Regions from separate parts of the Homo sapiens genome. Here region 1 is linked to region 2. A link is an interaction called in ENCODE POLR2A ChIA-PET data of the cell type or tissue named here. Cell type or tissue: GM12878. All regions are shown on one strand. Links, peaks and the distances in the headings refer to the core of each region. The heading gives the core; the rest is flanking DNA. Region 1 has its middle 6.3 kb from the start of PTPRJ. Region 2 overlaps PTPRJ (protein tyrosine phosphatase receptor type J).

Evidence for each region. Peaks named below come from ENCODE experiments on the same cell type or tissue, not always from the same donor. Only the 100,000 strongest peaks of a DNase experiment are listed, where the experiment ranks them.
Region 1: POLR2A ChIA-PET joins it to region 2 with 5 read pairs; 9 of 35 experiments call an interaction of 5 or more read pairs at or near these places.

Annotation. Positions count from the first base shown.
Region 1 is chr11:47,972,902-47,975,710 of GRCh38, forward strand. No RefSeq gene overlaps it. Among named protein-coding and RNA genes, the nearest start is that of PTPRJ, 6.3 kb to the right of the region's middle. RefSeq lists enhancers at 1,104-1,763, 1,764-2,423. In GM12878, for the core only: no CTCF peak of the experiment used is centred there; a DNase peak (open chromatin) is centred at 1,442.
Region 2 is chr11:48,025,747-48,028,555 of GRCh38, forward strand. The region is part of intron 1 of PTPRJ (protein tyrosine phosphatase receptor type J); the gene reads left to right. Among named protein-coding and RNA genes, the nearest start is that of PTPRJ, 47 kb to the left of the region's middle. In GM12878, for the core only: no CTCF peak of the experiment used is centred there; no DNase peak of the experiment used is centred there.

The DNA of each region.
Region 1 (2,809 bases), core at 101-2,600, 53 kb before region 2:
GTTCAAGCGATTCTCCTGTCCCAGCCTCCTAAGTAGCTGAGATTACAGGCATGTACCACCACGCCCGGCTAATTTTTTTTTTTGGTATTTTTAGTAGAGATGGGTTTTCACCATGTTGGCAAGGCTGGTCTTGAACTCCTGACCTCAAGTGATCTGCCCGCCTCGATCTCCCAAAGTGCTGGGATTACAGGTGTGAGCCACCGTGCCTGGCTACCATATATAATTTTCATTTGCTTATTTAGATTGCAGGTACTTTTCCACATGACACAAATGGTCCAAGTTAATTTAGAGACCGAGGTGTTCTATGCAGCCAGCACAATGTGATTAAGAATTTTTTTCAGCCTGAAAAAAAAAAGAACATTCTTTTCAAGTCTGGAAAAAAATAATTTATTTCTAACAAGCCTGGAGGACCCAGATGCAGAGAAGCCGTGGGCCTCTGGCCTTGCGCCCTTCTTGTCTTTGTACCTCTCAGTCCTTTCTTTGTTTGAGGTGATGGTTCTGCTGCAGGCTTGACTGCCTCCTGCCCACTGCTTGCCACTTCTGGGCTTTGATTTTTTTTGAAATGGAGTTTCACTCTTGTAGCCCAGGCTGGAGTGCAATGGTGTAATCTCAACTCACTGCAACCTCCGCCTCCTGGATTCAAGTGATTCTCCAGCCTTGCCTCCTGAGTAGCTAGGATTACAGGGATGCACCACCATGCCTGGCTAATTTAGTATTTTTACTAGAGACGAGGGTCTCACCATGTTGGCCAGGCTAGTCTCGAACTCCTGACCTCAGGTGACCCATCTGCCTCAGACTCCCAAAGTGTTGGGATTACAGGCGTGAGCCACCATGCCCAGCTCACTTCTAGGCTTTGTATAGAAGTTGTTCTCAAGCCCTGGACAAAAGCTCCTTGCCCTCTAGGCCTCGACTCTCCTTGTCACACACTCCCTGTGTTTTCAGATATCCTGAAACCCTGTGTCCTGGGTCTGTCCTGCCAGACATGCAGGTACTGGGCTCACTGGGGGTTTGACTCAGATCCTAACAGCTCAGGAGGTGGGCTGGGGCACAGAGGCCAGTGGGTTTCTGACATGGGGACAGGGTGGGGACCCTTGACAGCAATAGCCCTGTTTCTGCTCTCCCAGACGTTACAGGGTTTTATTCCCCTGCATTGAAAATCTGGGGAAATTTATGGTTAAAATATGATTGTTGGGTTCTGACTGGGTTGCATTCTAGTCTCTTGCTTTTGGGGTTTGGCATGCAACTATCTCTTTGGAAGTCAAACTTTGTTTCTTATCTCAACACACACACACACACACACACACACACACACACACACGCAGGCACGCACACACTAGAAAAGAATTGGGAAAATGCTTAATGTTGCAAATGCTTGAAATGAGAAACAAGAACAGGACTGCCAAGGCACTCCCGAGCTCTGTGCATGGGCAGGTGACTAAGACAGTGTTTAGAGAGGAACTGAGGTCTGGTGGACAAACATGGAGTTCTAACCACAGCCCAGTTATTAGTCCACAGGAAACATCCTGTTACTATTATAAAGATGAAGTGCTACTTTTTTTTTTTTTAAAGAATTTTCTAAAAGTCTTCCTTTCCATTCTGATTCAGTTCAGTCTGTGAGGCAGAAAGGTCTCAGGGCAGCCATGCCTGCAACATTAGCTAATCAGACTCCCAAGAAACATTCCATTCCGCTTAGGAGGGCTTTGGAGAATGGTTTGCTCATGGTGGCTTTTAAAATACACTGAGGGTTGCCAGGCTGAATGGGATCCCTGCGGGGCTGGTGACCTGGTTCTAGGCTGGTGCTCAGCAGAGCTGCCTCCTGGTGGGTTAGTGGACTTGTTAAACATAGTTGCCTCTCCTATTCCCTGTTCTTGGGGGATGAAGAAGAAAGTCTTGTACTCTATCCCTTCCCATTCTAAAATTGGGGTAACGGAGGCCCAAGAGAGTAATAATATAAGAAATAAGAGCCAACACAGATCACTTTATGTTAACTTGTCTACAAATGTCAAGGGGAGGAACATCATGGCATAGTGGCAAGAAAGATATAGTTTTAGATCCTGGTTTTTGCCAGTCTGAAACTGTGTGACCTTGTGTAAGTAAGTAAGCCTGAGACTCAGTTTCCTTATTTGTAAAATACTGATGATGATGCCTATTATACAGCATTGTTGTAAGGAGTAGAAATAATGGATGTAAAGTACCTGGATGAGTGCTGGCATCCAGTGGGTACCTGATAAGTGGTCTGTATTTATTTATTTATTTATTTATTTTTGAGATGGAGTCTCACTCTGTAGCCAAGGCTGGGGTGCAATGGCACGATCTTGGCTCACTGCAACTTCTGCCTCCTGGGTTCAAGTGATTCTCCTGCCTTAGCCTCCTGAGTAGCTGGGATTACCGGCATGCACCACTACGCCCAGTGTGTTTTTGTATTTTCGGTAGAGACAGGGTTTTGCCATGTTGGCCAGGCTGGTCTCGAACTCCTCACCTCAGGTGATCTGCACCTGCCTCGGCCTCCCAAAGCGCTGGGATTACAGGCATGAGCCACCGTGCCCTGCCTTCTTTCCTTTTTTTGAGATAGGGTCTCACTCTGTCACCCAGGCTGGACTGCAGTGGTGCAATCTCGGCTCATTGCAACCTCTGCCTCCCGGGCTCAAGTGATCCTCCCACCTTAGCCCCCCAAGTAGCTGAGACCACAGGGATCCACCATTATGCCTGGCTAATTTTTGTATTGTTTTGTAGATGGGGTTTAGCCATATTGCCCAGGCTGGTCTCAAACTCCTGAGCTCAAGTGATCCGCCTGCCTCGGCCTCCTAAA
Region 2 (2,809 bases), core at 283-2,782:
CAAGTGCCCTTTAGGCGCTCTAAATGGCGCGTCAGCTCCTATGTGTGGCCTCAGCTTAGCAGTCCAGTGTTCCCTCCCCCTGAATCCCTCCAGACTGCCCAGGCTGCATCTGCCTCAGACAGCCGGGTGTTCCCAAGACATGCTGCACTTTCTTCCCTCTCTGATTTGCTCATGCTGCTCCTCTTCCTGGAATGCTCATCCCCCCAATTATGGAAATCCCACTCCCCACTCATCCTTCAAAAGGCTCTGGACAAAAGGCACATTCTCCCTGAAGTCGGCTACCCTCCCGACTCTGTAAATTTGGAATAAATCACATCTTTCAGCTTCTATAGCACTCACCCTGCATCTCCACCACAGCCCTTATGACATAGCTGTTGAGAAAGGTCTGTCTTCCTTGGTAGATGATGAGGTCATTGTGGAAGGTTCGAGTCTTACTTACTGTGTCCACAGCATTTGGCTCAGGGCAACAGTCAACAGAGGCTTAGTGACTTAGACACTTGATGGTAGAGTATGGAAAACTGATTCTCATGAGGAAGGTGCTTAAGGTCTTTGGTAAGCCTGGGAAAGGGGCAGTTGGCTGGAACAGAGGGTGTGAGAGGAGCAGGTAAAGCTGGATCCAGCTCTCTTTCAGCCCAAGGCAATACCTAAAACCCTATCTCTGACTTGGAAAGGCAGTATCCTGCTGTCTTCCTGCTGTGGCCATGAGCCTCACTGGGGCTTGACTTGAATGTTAGGACTTTTTTTTTTTTTTTGAGACGGAGTTTCGCTCTTATTGCCCAGGCTGGAGTGCAATGGTGCGATCTTGGCTCACCGCAACCTCTGCCTCCCAAGTAGCTGGGATTACAGGCGCCCGCCACCATGCCCAGCTAATTTTTGTATTTTTAGTAGACATAGGGTTTCACTGTGTTAGCCAGGATGGTCTCCATCTCCTGACCTTGTGATCCGCCTGCCTTAGCCTCCCAAAGTGCTGGGATTACAGGTGTGAGCCACCGTGCCTGGCCATGAGTAGGTTCTTTAGTGGTGATTTGTGAGATTTTGGTGCACCCATCACCTGAGCAGTATACACTGAACCCAATTTGTGGCCTTTTATCCCTCACCTGCTTCCCACCCTTTCCCTCTGAGTCCCCGAAGTCCACTGTGTCATTCTTAATGCCTTTGCATGAGAGGGAAGGCTTTTTAAAGGGCCCTTTTCAAGGTTTGAAATAAGGCTCCATGACAATGGCCTGATTTGGATGGGTCTTGGAATACCCTTTTTTTTTTTTTTTTTTTTTTTTTTGAGACGGCGTCTCGCTTTGTTGCCCAGGCTGGATTGCAGTGGCGCGATCTCAGCTCACTGCAAGCTCTGCCTCCCAGGTTCACGCCATTCTCCTGCCTCAGCCTCCAGGGTAGCTGGGACTGCAAGCACCTGCCACCGCGCCCAGCTAATTTTTTTTTGTATTTTTAATAGAGATGGGGTTTCACCGTGTTAGCCAGGATGGTCTTGATCTCCTGACCTTGTCATCCGCATGCCTCGGCCTCCCAAAGTGCTGGGATTACAGGCATGAGCCACCGCGCCCGGCCCGGAATACCCTTAAAATATAGCCAGAAAGGGCTGAGGATGGGTAAGAACCCAGGATATAGAGTCTTCCCATAAAAGGGAGGGCCATCATGCAAGATGAACAACTTGGTCCTGATATGGATGGGGCTAGAATCTCCGTATTGTTGCTAATAAGGTGGAACTGAATCCCCTCCCTGTTCCCCAACACAATAAAACTTCAGTGTCGTCTGGGTGCAGTGACTCACGCCTGTAATCCCAGCACTTTGGGAGGCTGAGGCAGGTGGATCACCTGAGGTCAGGAGTTCGAGACCAGCCCGGCCAGTGTGATGAAACCCTGTCTCTACTAAAAATACAAAAAATTAGCTGGGCATGGTGGCACATGCCTGTAGTTCCAGCTGCTCAGGAGGCTGAGGCGGGAGAATTGTTTGAACCTGGCAGGTGGAGGTGCAGTGAGCAGAGATCATGCCACTGCACTCTGGCCTGGGCAACAGAGTGAGACTCTGTCTCCAAAAAAAAAAAAAAAAAAAAAAAAAAAAAAATCTTCAGTGCAGGGCCTGTCTGCTCTCCAGGGAAGGCTGCAGTATTGTCAGGTTTGTTTCTTTTTCCCCACAAAACTGCTTCGGAGAGCTCTTAGGTCCCAAGTTTGCCTGCATCCAGGGTCCAGATGCTTCCAGGGTCCAGATGCTTCCAGGGTCCAGGCAGTGAGTGGAAGTGAAGGAGGCTCCTCTAGTGAAAGAAAAAGGCATCCAGTGTTAATAGTATTTCTTCCCAGTTGCATGGGGCTTGCATATTAGAGATAAAGGAAACATCTTAGCTACTACTGAGCCATAAGTGGTCTCACCTTTCTTGAAACATAAGGCCGTCTTGGTTTGTTGTTCTGTTTTGTGCTTTTCACAGAGGCATGGACACTGAAAGACGTTTCTCTGACAGTGGAGATATAGGACTGAAGAGTGACATGGCTTGCAGAGCACTACCTGTCCCCCTAATCCACACTGTCCTCTCTCCTCATGGGCAGCCTGAGAATGTGGACCCAAGGTAGCCCATCATGCAGTTCTTCATGAAATCTGGAAATCTTGGCATTTCATGGGAAATCTCATCACTGCTAAAGTAGGCTTAGATTTGTTTTAAAACCTTGTGTGGGCTGGGTGCAGGGCATTTTACTCTTCTGTGGTAGGAGAGTAGACTGGCCACAGCCCAGCCCAGAATCCTTAACAAAAGGTTAAGCTGCTGGGCGTGGTGGCTCACACCTGTAATCCCAGCACTTTGGGAGGC